Regions from separate parts of the Homo sapiens genome. Here region 1 is linked to region 2. Evidence: read pairs that join two places in POLR2A ChIA-PET (ENCODE). Cell type or tissue: OCI-LY7. All regions are shown on one strand. Each heading gives the region's core, and the rest is flanking DNA. Links, peaks and the distances in the headings are about the cores only. Region 1 has its middle 39 kb from the start of LINC01239. Region 2 has its middle 76 kb from the start of DMRTA1.

What was found. ChIA-PET counts read pairs that join two places held together with the same protein. Peaks named below come from ENCODE experiments on the same cell type or tissue, not always from the same donor. Only the 100,000 strongest peaks of a DNase experiment are listed, where the experiment ranks them.
Region 1: POLR2A ChIA-PET joins it to region 2 with 6 read pairs; 2 of 35 experiments call an interaction of 5 or more read pairs at or near these places.

The regions. Positions count from the first base shown.
Region 1 is chr9:22,604,776-22,610,166 of GRCh38, forward strand. No RefSeq gene overlaps it. Among named protein-coding and RNA genes, the nearest start is that of LINC01239, 39 kb to the right of the region's middle. In OCI-LY7, for the core only: no CTCF peak of the experiment used is centred there; no DNase peak of the experiment used is centred there.
Region 2 is chr9:22,520,135-22,525,525 of GRCh38, forward strand. No RefSeq gene overlaps it. Among named protein-coding and RNA genes, the nearest start is that of DMRTA1, 76 kb to the left of the region's middle. In OCI-LY7, for the core only: no CTCF peak of the experiment used is centred there; DNase peaks (open chromatin) are centred at 2,257 and 2,557; H3K4me3 peaks cover 3,378 bases; H3K27ac peaks cover 4,849 bases.

The sequences.
Region 1 (5,391 bases), core at 96-5,095, 84 kb after region 2:
GGAAAACAAGGGGGAAACTGCAGTTGATCAATTATTGTGACCTGGTGGGTAACATGTGTCCAGAGAAAAGAAGAAAAAGGCCATATTGTTGTTGGGCCCAGTTTGGATGCTAAGATCTTCCCCTGCCCTCCTTTGCAAATTTGATATTTTGATGATTATTTGCTTCTTAAATCTTAAAAGATGCAAAATATGTAACATAAAACTTGCTACAAAGTTAGTGTTCAATAATTATATACTATTTTATTATACATATATATTTGACATTTGTGTATAACTTATATGTATATATGCGTATAACATATATATAATATATGTATGTATAGTTTGTGTATAACTTTTCCACTAATGTTAATGCTATTTGCTTTTTGTAAGAAATTGCAGGGAGAAGGCAGAAATAGCATATAAAACCTTGTTAGTTTATTACCTGTGATGCAAATTTCTCTTTAGACAAATTTCTCTTTGTTTCTAAAACTTCTACATTTTCTTCTGTAAGGTAAGTAGGGCTGGTCATGACTGCCTCAGAGTTAGTGTAAGTTAAAACTAATCGATAAGCCAGAGCAATATTGATTCAGGTATTCTATAAATGATTCCTTGTTATGATTCTTAAATCTAGAATTGTATTAATTAAGAATATGGATTGCAAATTAAAGAAACTAACTCAAGCTAGCTACCAAAAAAAAAAAAAAATGTTTTTTAGAAGCCTCCTGATTATCTCATTAAATTCAAGGAAACACTGGAAAACCATGCCTCAGGATGGTAGTAACCCTGGGAACAACTGAAGAAATAAACTTTTATTTCAAGCTCTGCCATAGTGTAACCCACTAACCCCAACTAGTCAGACTAGCAGGTCAAATTCTCTTTTTTGAATCTTATTATCATAACTCGAATTATGTATCAGGCATGAGTCAGCCAGACCCTGTGGCTTATAGGTTAGGCAGACACTTCCCAAGTTGTTTTCCATAAGTCTTCAAAAAGAAATTATTTGAAAATACTATAAGAAGATAATTATGGAGAATATTATTAATGGATTCCTTATGTTGCTCAATTTGCCTTGTATGAAGATCACAGTGTCAAATTCCTCTTAATGCTTAGGTTGAAGAAAAACCTTACTTCTTCTGAATAAATGCATTGCTTTTCAAGTAGAAAATGTGACCTACATATCAGATCTTATCTCTCTTTGCCTTTGTTTCTCCAAAGCTCAGAACAAAATCTTATTCTCTCATTTTCTTCTATCCCTCTTCAATCAGAATTTTTGAAAATTCCATACCACTTTTGTTTCTTCTTATTTCTAATAATAAATGATCTTACTATACTACCTCCATGTTTAAGGTGTCTCAAATGTGTTTTGGAGTGGATGTCATTTAAACGAATAAAGATCATTCAAATAACAAAATTTTGAGAAACGAATAGTATACTTTAGATTTATAGATATGCTAAGTTAATGAGTTATATTTATTTACCATTATTTCTTTGTAACCTACACAAAGTCAGCTAAATTTGAACATTAATCCTACCTTCATAGCATATTGGTAATAAAGAACTCATGTTCTTATAGGCCCAAATATCAGTGTATGTCCTTTATTTGCTAGTCTTCACTCTAGTCCCTTATATTCTTTTTGATTAAGATCATTGATCTAGCTATTGAATCTCAGTGTTCTTCTCTGTTTGGTATTGGGGATTGAAATTTAGTATATTGGTCAAGAGAATGGACTATACAGTTTGCCTGATTTAAATTCAAATTCTGGTTACTAGCTATGTCACTTTGGGAGAGTTATCTAAATTTCACTTTATGTATCTGTAAATATGGGATGCTAATACCCACTCAATCAGGTTGTCATAGAGATTAAAATAAAATGTCTTATAAAAGCTCATAGCAGGGCATAAAGCAGGAGCTAAGTAATTGGCAGTGATCATTATTATTACTATGGCGGTGATTTAACTACCTTTCTGCAGGTTATTGAATTTCCAGTTATTTTGGTGATTTCTAAGGCGTTATTGCTCTTGCCATCAATCCTTATTGGTTCATTTAACTTCTGCATGTTTTGTTGTACTGCTGTTTACTGTTTCATTTTTCATTGCTTAGAATCCTATGCTGTATGTTCTCATACTTTTCATTTTATTATAACGTTCAAATATTTATCACGTTTAGAATATGTACCACACGTGTTTTTCTCAGACAAATATAAGCTCCACAAGGAAAGAGACCACATCAGTTGTTTTCTCTGTATCATCACCCATGCATAGCATAGTGCCTGCAGCACAGTAGGGATTCAACAAATTTTTATTGATGTCAATCATATTTCTGTCATTTTTTTTTCTACTCTGCACTTTGCACATCCCTTGCCTTGCCTTCTCGTGGATGGTTTTTATAGCTCTTGCTTCTTTAAGTCTACTGTTTTTCTACTCTCTCTCTCTCTTTTTTTCTTTTTTTTTTGAGACAGCAGTTCGATCTTGTTGTCCAGGCTGGAGTGCAATGGTGTGATCTTGGCTCACCGCAACCTCTGCCTCCCGAGTTCAAGCGATTCTCTGGCCTCAGCCTCCCGAGTAGCTGGGATTACAGGCATGTGCCACCACGCCCAGCTCATTTTGTATTTTTAGTAGAGACAGGGTTTCTCCATGTTGGTCAGGCTGGTCTCAAGCTCCCGACCTCAGGTGAACCATCCGCCTCTGCCTCTCAAAGTGCTGGGATTGCAGGCGAGAGCCAGTGCACCCGGCCTGTTTGTCTACTCTCTTTGTGTGCTGTAATTGCATTCCTTTGTTCTGAAATTCTTGGTTATTGTTATAAATTTTTGCAGAAGTGGTCCCACAGGAAACTCTGTCATTTGGGTGGGAAAATACCAAATTTCTACAGTGCCATTAGGATAGGAGTCATCTCCAAAAAACAAACCAACAAAAAAAACCATTTATCTTGGATGCCTACTCTCCTGTCACTTTAAAAATTTTTCCAAGCAGCAGCCCCAAAGAAAGAACATTCAAGACTATAGGCTGAGTCAGAACTGGAGATTCAGCTCTTTCATTTATAACCCTTTGCTGCCCACTGTATGAATTTACAGTGGCACATTATCATCTTAACTGCCTTTTAATGGTAATGGTGATGTCCTGCAAATTGAGAAAAAAGACGTTGACTGTGAATTCCTAGGAGATTATAGGCCCAATAACTACTGTTATTAGTTCCAGGATGATTGCCAATAATGCAGCATCACTTAGGCTCCATTATTTGCAATCTTAAGGGCTTTAAGAATCATCTAAATTCCCTAAACCGTTATCTTTAACTTAGACCGGACTACGATGCTGATAAGCACAACTGGGGTTCAGTCATTAGATATCTAAATTGGGAAATTATTGTCTTTTTAGTAAAATGCCCTTTTAGAAAATAAGTTAGAAAGGGTTTCTAAGGGTTAATTAGTGGTAGGAAAATAAATGCTACTCCTTTCTTCCCACCCCCAGCAGGTTCGTAAGCTATTTCTATATAAGCAAGACTGAAGGAGCTTCAGCATGCTATCTACTAATGACCTTAACATTAAACTTCGGAAGCCACATGGACACTCTTACATATAGAGTGGAGAGATTTCTGTCCACTCTAGGGATTGTTTCAAGCTTAGTTCATATTAAAGCATCAGTGTGAACACAACCAGCATCTTTTGGTTATTCTAATGGGAGACTTTGTAGTTCTGTTTCGGCTAGAGGACAACAATCCATATATGTTTGAAATGAAGCCATTAACTATTCAGAGAGGAAATATCTGAAAATTAAAAATTCAGGTTTTCTATAATAGCTTCTAGGATTTTTTGATGTATAAAAGTGGTACTGGGGCATACTGGAAAGAATATGGTTTTGAAATTAGATACATCTGTTTAGATATTTCTAGATGTAAGGCCTTAGGCACATCAACCTCTCTAAGGACAATATTTATCTTCCCACATTGTTAGGAGTAAGTAAGGTAATTTATGCAAAGATTTTCAGAACTTGGAAATGTAGAACAAGAAACAAAAATCAACAGAAAAAAGGAAAAGGCGAGTGTAGGTGAGGGCTTGGAGGTAGGCTTTGCAGAGACTTTGGGAGTTCTGATGCATAGGAGCAATATTAGTATGAAAAAAAAAAATTGGAAACAAAAAAGACAATTTAAAGAAGCATCACTGTGGGTTGCAAGCTCCCTTCATTGTACTTTGAAAAATGCAACTAAAGATCTTAAATTGTTTGGAATTTCTTTTATTTCTAAACTGTGTTCCTAGAGTGAGATGTTGTCTTGAGGCTGGAGCATTGAGATCAATATAAATTCTTACATCAGCATAACTGCTTCTCTCTCCCCTGCCCCACATATTGGTTGGTTTCACCAGATTCCAAAGTAGAGGAAACAGCCATGGTAGAAAGACACTGGTTTGATTTCATAAGATCTCAGTTTAAAGTGCTTAATCTCACTTTCTCACTTAACACTTAAAAATATTATTTAATCTCCTGATTTTTATTGTCTATTCTATAAGTTAAGAATAATAATACCTCACTTCGTTGTTATAGTGATTAGGTGAACTCATGCATAAAAACATACAGCATGGAAACAAGTTTTATATTATTTGATAATATTGGTGTTGTTAAATTCAATCAAGAAATAAGGCACCAGAGGAATAGATTAAGAGCAGCCCTTTCAACTCTTCCTTGCTGTTGTTGGGGCAGGGTGGGGGGTTGGGTTGCTACTCCAGAGAATAATTTGAAAGGGACTCTCTTTTCCCATCTTGTGTTTCTATTGTATTATTTGTCTCTTTTGCTTTATACAACTTTTTTTTTTAAGTATCTATTCTTAGTTCCCCTCCTTCTTAGGGACATGAGGTGTAAAGAATGTACTAAAAATGAAAGTAAGGGCCGGACACGGTGGCTCATGCCTATAATCCCAACACTTTGGGAGGCCAAGGTGGGTGGAAGACCCGAGGTAAGGAGTCCAAGACCAGCCTGGCCAACATAATGAAACCCCATCTCTACTAAAAAAAAAAAAAAATCAGCCGGGTGTAGTTGGGGGGTGACTGTAATCCCAGCTACTTGGGAAGCTGAGGCAGGAGAATTGCTTGAACCCAGGAGGTGGAGGCTGCAGTGACCTGAGATCATGCCATTGCACTCCAGCCTGGATGACAAGAGTGAGACTCTATCTCAAAGAAAGAAAGCAAGAAAGAGAGAGAGAGAGAGAGAGAGAGAGAGAAAGAGAGAGAGAGAGAGAGAGAGAAAGAAAGAAAGAAAGAAAGAAAGAAAGACAGCCACACTTTGACAATTTTGTTCAGATCCAGAACAATATATTCTCCTTTCATCAATCTCCATCTATTTTATATGTATCCACAATTATGTGATATGTGCTACAAAATCGGAGCTGTTTTTTTCATTGGTTCTCTTTATAACAGCATAGCC
Region 2 (5,391 bases), core at 269-5,268:
TAATGAGGGCTCAAGAGATATCTAATTTTTTTTCAATCCAATTTTAAAGAGAGAGCATCTTTTTGTTTGCAACATTATAAAGCATCTTAGGCTTTTTTAAGATCCACTATCAAAACAGTAGTAAACTGAAAAAGCTGACCATCTTTCTTTCAAAGAAGCTTGAATGTAATTGACGAATATCACCAAACATTGTCAAAGAAATATGTTAACCCATTCATAAAAGCATATATTGAGTACTCACTATGTACCTGGCACTGTTGTATGGAGGTAAAGGTCATGCACCCCAGCTTCAAGGACCTCACAAAAATGTAAGCCAATCATGACAATAGTAGCACCAATGGCTCACTGTACACTTTGAATATGCCAGGCTTCCTTATAAACATTTTGCATGTGTTGTCATTTCAGCCTCACAATAATCTGAATCTATATAAACTATTATTAATTTCACTTTGTGGATGAGAAACACAAGACAGAGAGAGAATGAGAACACTTGCCCAAGATTACACAACTAGTATGAGGCATCATTGAGAACTAGACTATGATCTGTGCCCCCTACAACCCATGTGGTTTACTAGCCTTCTATTCATACTTCTCCCAGTTTTTTGGGTTATTGGCTTTGATGGAGAAGCTCCCAAAGTAATGAAGCTATCCAGAAGAAAGATAACTATCTTTTGGGGGGGCTGTGGGGAAGACAGAGTCTCACTCTGTTGCCCAGACTGGAACGCAGTGGCAATCATAGCTCACTGCAGCCTTGAACTCCTGGGCTCAAGTGATTATCCTGCCTCAGCCAGCCTAGCACATGGGACTAAATGACTACAGGTGCATACCACCACACCTGGCTAATTTTAAATATTTTTTGTAGAGACAGGGTCTTACTTTGTTACTCAGGCTGGTCTCAAACTACTAGCCTGAAGCAAACATCATATGTTGTCCTTCCAATATCTGGGATTATAGGCATGAACCACTGTGTCTTGCCAGAAGACATCTAATTTGAGTCAGAAGAAATAGCGTGGAAAGATAAAATAAATTAGAACATAAAAGAAACTAAGTAGTTCAGTATGGCTTAGGTAGAGTTCATGAGTGTTGGGAAAAGTAGAGAAGTTGGGGCTCTATTATAATGACTATGGAAAACTGTGAAAGAAAAGTATGAAAGTAACATGGTTGGATTACCTTTTAGATAAAATAGAAAGGGAATAAACTGTGAACAGGTGAGACAAGTGGCACAATCCAAGCAAGAAGAGCAGAGGGCCTGAGCAATGACTGTACAAATTAAAAAAAAAATTCAGATGTATTTCAGTGGTAAACCTGACAAACTTTGATGACATATTTAGTTTGGGGTGAAGGGAGAGAGAAGTGTAGTCTAACTTCCAGGTTTCTGGCTTGGAAGACTGAGTGGAATGTGATTAGTAAACTTGGAAACAAGGTTAGATTTGGTCTGGGGAGAGGGAACAGAAGGAGTTTAAAGTTGAGATCCATTGCTTTGAGTTGGCTAGTTACGTGGATCCAGAACAAAAGACTATCCTGGCCATCATTAGCATATTAGTTTAAGCCAGAGATCCATATGACATTAACAGAGAAAATCATAGTACACCAAACATTGGGACCCAAGAGTAGAACCCCACATAATATGAAAATTAATGAGGGACAGAAAAATGAGGACCACAGCGGGGAGTGGCCAGAAAAGGAGGAAAATCAGGAGAAAGGGGTATCAAACAATTTCTCTTGTTTGAGCACAATGACACACAGAGAAGAGGCTGTAATTCAAGAGCCTTAAATACTAGTTTTTTAAATTTAATTCTATCTCTAATTTCTCTAAAACTACTTTCCCAAACTGTCTTGTACCTATTCATTAAAACACCTTTGGTCTCAAATTCTGTGAGATTACTCCTAAGTCAAACTCTATATTATAGGAATGTGAACTTGTGCATTCACAGGAGGAAATACTATAAGCTCTTAAGTGGAAAATACGGTTACATACAGAATTCTGTCAGCATTTTGCATAAGATACTCAGAAGTGTTCTTTAATGCTATGCAATCATATTTCTAACCTTTTCACCAGTTCATTGACATTTCTACCATCATGTTAAGTGCAGACAGAAGCAAGAGATGGGTAGGAAATATCTCACACATCAAGGGAGAAGAAAACAATAAAAGGCAAAGTTGGGCATAATTTTCTTTTGGAATCCACAACACCTGCTACATTTCCTGAAGCCTAAAACGGCCTCTGTTGCTTCGACTGCTGCTCAAACCATCTGCTGAGTATAAGGAGGTGGTCTGCAGCAGCTGAAAACCTTTACAAATGCTTCAAGTCAGGCTTGTTGGCACGGTAAGGAAGCTAGTGATGTACTGATGCCAAATTCTGTTCCTGTTTCTTTCCCTTTGCTGCCATGAAAAAAATTAACCAAGGCTTTAAGAGCTGCCATTGACATAAACATGATTTAATAGCTCTTTAGCATTTCCAGGACCACAGCATTAGCAAGAGCCTTGGAGATGTTTAAGAGTAGAATCTTGAAATTCGTTCTCTGGCAAGTTATTTTAAAACCAGATGTTGTAAGCGTACTTCAGTACAGCTGCCTATTAGGTGACAGTACTTCAAACACATAGAACGTGAGGGAAATGTACTTGCTGTTTTCTTTATAGGATGGCAACTGTCACCTGCCTCTCCTAAGTGTGTGAGTAGATTTTCCTGGTTGATGCCTGCTCTTTCTTCTGTTTTCCATGCTTCTCTCAAGCGTGGTGATGAAAGACCTGTTTAAAGTAGGAGAGCTGTCAGTATGAATCGATAATCTATGCAACTGATTATTTACATAATTATCTCTTTGATTAGAGAGGGAGCTTCTTACGAATTAGGACCAGGTCTTATTTGGGTTTAAATTCTGATTGTACTTTTTACTAGTTTGTAAACTTGGATAAGAAACTTGGCTGCTCTGAGTTTTGGCTTCCTCATGTGTATCTCACTAGGTTGTGCCCTGCCTAATGAAGTTAGCTACCTTTTTCAAAGTTCCTAATTGGGTGCCTGGCACAAGTTCCAATAAATGTCTATCAAATAAAATAGTTATGTAACTGTTATAAAGGATTATGTTTGAATTTCAAATGTACATAATTATTTCTCACTTTATCTTCCACTTTACGTTACAGGCAAACAATTCCAATTCATTTATAGTTATTGTAGAAGTGTTTGTTCTAGTGTTCATGTGAAAATTTGCATTACACATTTGCCTTGTAATTGTATAAAGCCTCTTCCTATCATGTATGAAGCAAGTCCGTGGTTAAAATCTGAAGGGATATGTTGGCTTGCTGGTCATTTTTGTCAGTCAGTCAGAAAATTCAGAGGAGTTTTACCTTGCCATTCCCTTGAAGAACTGGAGAGGTTGGCCATAATCTTTGTTTTCATTTTCTGCCTATATCCCCTTTCCTCTGTCTTATCAAAATGTACTTTTTAAAAGGCACTGCTCACATCTAGCTCTTTCTTAGATAATTGACTTACAAACTAATTCACATGTTGGTAAAATGGCTAAAAATGGCTTAAAGCAGTGCTTTTTAAACTTTTTTTGAGACTTGTGAGGGATTCTATGGGGAAGCCTGATGGACAGATGCAGGGATCTGGAGCTTCAAACCAGTGAGACTCTGGTACTGCACCCCTAACTCTAATTTCAATCGAAAAATTCTACTTTAAAAAAGTTTTTATGTATATATACATATATATCTACACATATATTTTATTCATATATTACATATATTTTTAAGCTTAATTAAAGAATAGATTTTACTGTTTTAAAAAGGTGAAGATTATTTACTGGCATATCATCTTTTAGTGTCATTACAATTTCTTTTTTTTTTTCTTTTTTTTTTTTTTATTGTGAGACAGAGTCTCACTCTGTCACCGAGGCTGGAGTGCAGTGGCGTGATCTTGGCTGACTGCAACCTCTGCCTCTTGATTTGAAGCGATTTTTGTGCCTCAGCCTCCCAAGTAGCTGGGGTTACAGGCGTGGGCCACCACACCCTGCTAATTTTTGTAGTTTTAGTAAATTCAGGGCTTGGGTTTCACCATGTTGGCCAGGGTGGTCTCGAACTCCTGGCCTCACATGATTTGCCCGCCTTGGCCTCCCAAAGTGCTGGGACTACGGACCTGAGCTACCATGCCCAGCCCAGTGCCATTACAGTTTCATCACAAGACTAAATAATATAACTGAAAAGATTTCTCTAATCTTAGAATCCTGGCTAGTGATAGGAAGTGATAGTCACTAGGGATCACTGCATGGTCACTAAGCAAATGAAGCAGAGTTACCCCAAATCTTTCTTTGATAGAGTTATTATATTGGAGATAAATCATTTGACATGGACTATTTATACTTCTATAATTCATTTAGCGAAGTGTATCATACATTTTCATGGATAAAAAGAATAAGTATAAATTTAGAGTCCTTACAGTTAAGTGAACTAGACATGACAGAACATTAACTAAAGGACCTGATTTATAGATATGCATTCATCTGGGGAGAAATTTCTATTGACAACCTCAGGGCTATGCCCCTAGTCTCATCCTATTCACTCATTTTAGAATTAGTGGCTTGAATAAAACTGTAACGACTGAAATCTCGTCAGATTTGCAGATGGCGAAGCTGAGAGGGACACAGAATGTGTTGGATGAAAGAATTAAGATTCCAAAAGATCTTGACAGGCTGGAACATTTTAAGCTGATATAACATAATGAAATTTAACAGGGACAAATGTGAGGTCCTCTACTTGGGTCAAAAAACAGAAACACAACTGCAGAGGATGAAGAAATTATAGCTTCTGGGAAGAATGCGTGAAAATGCTTAGAGGTATTAGATGACAGTCATATTTTTAGAAATCAACAACATGATGTGAATGTGCCCAAAGCTGATGTGGGTTGTGGGGATTAGTCAATTAAATAAATAGAATCTAGAATGAAGATGGACACAGGCTCACCTTTTTAAAGACTGCTTAGATTTAACAGTGAGAATGTACTGATAGGTAACTAGACAAATTAAAACACATCCAGAAAAGCCTGGATGTAAAGAGACTTCAAAGTCTTTTGTGTGAAGAGAGTTCAGACCTTGAACTTTAGGGAATAAGTTCTGTATGACCTACAGACAAGAATAGGGTATACCAAGGGCATCATATACAAGTATTTAAATTGTTGACATTTGAAAATTTCTGGTGTAATTTTGGAAGACGTAAGATTAATTGGTCTAAGTTAAAGATAGAAAGATGGCATCTCAATATAAGAAATAACTTTTTAAAATCAGAACTGTCCAAAGAGGGTACCGTCTCCAAAATGTAGTTTGTTTTTCTTAGTGAGGATGTGAGATTAGACTGAGCTACTATTGATAGAGATGTTGTAAATACAACATTTTAAAAGATAGC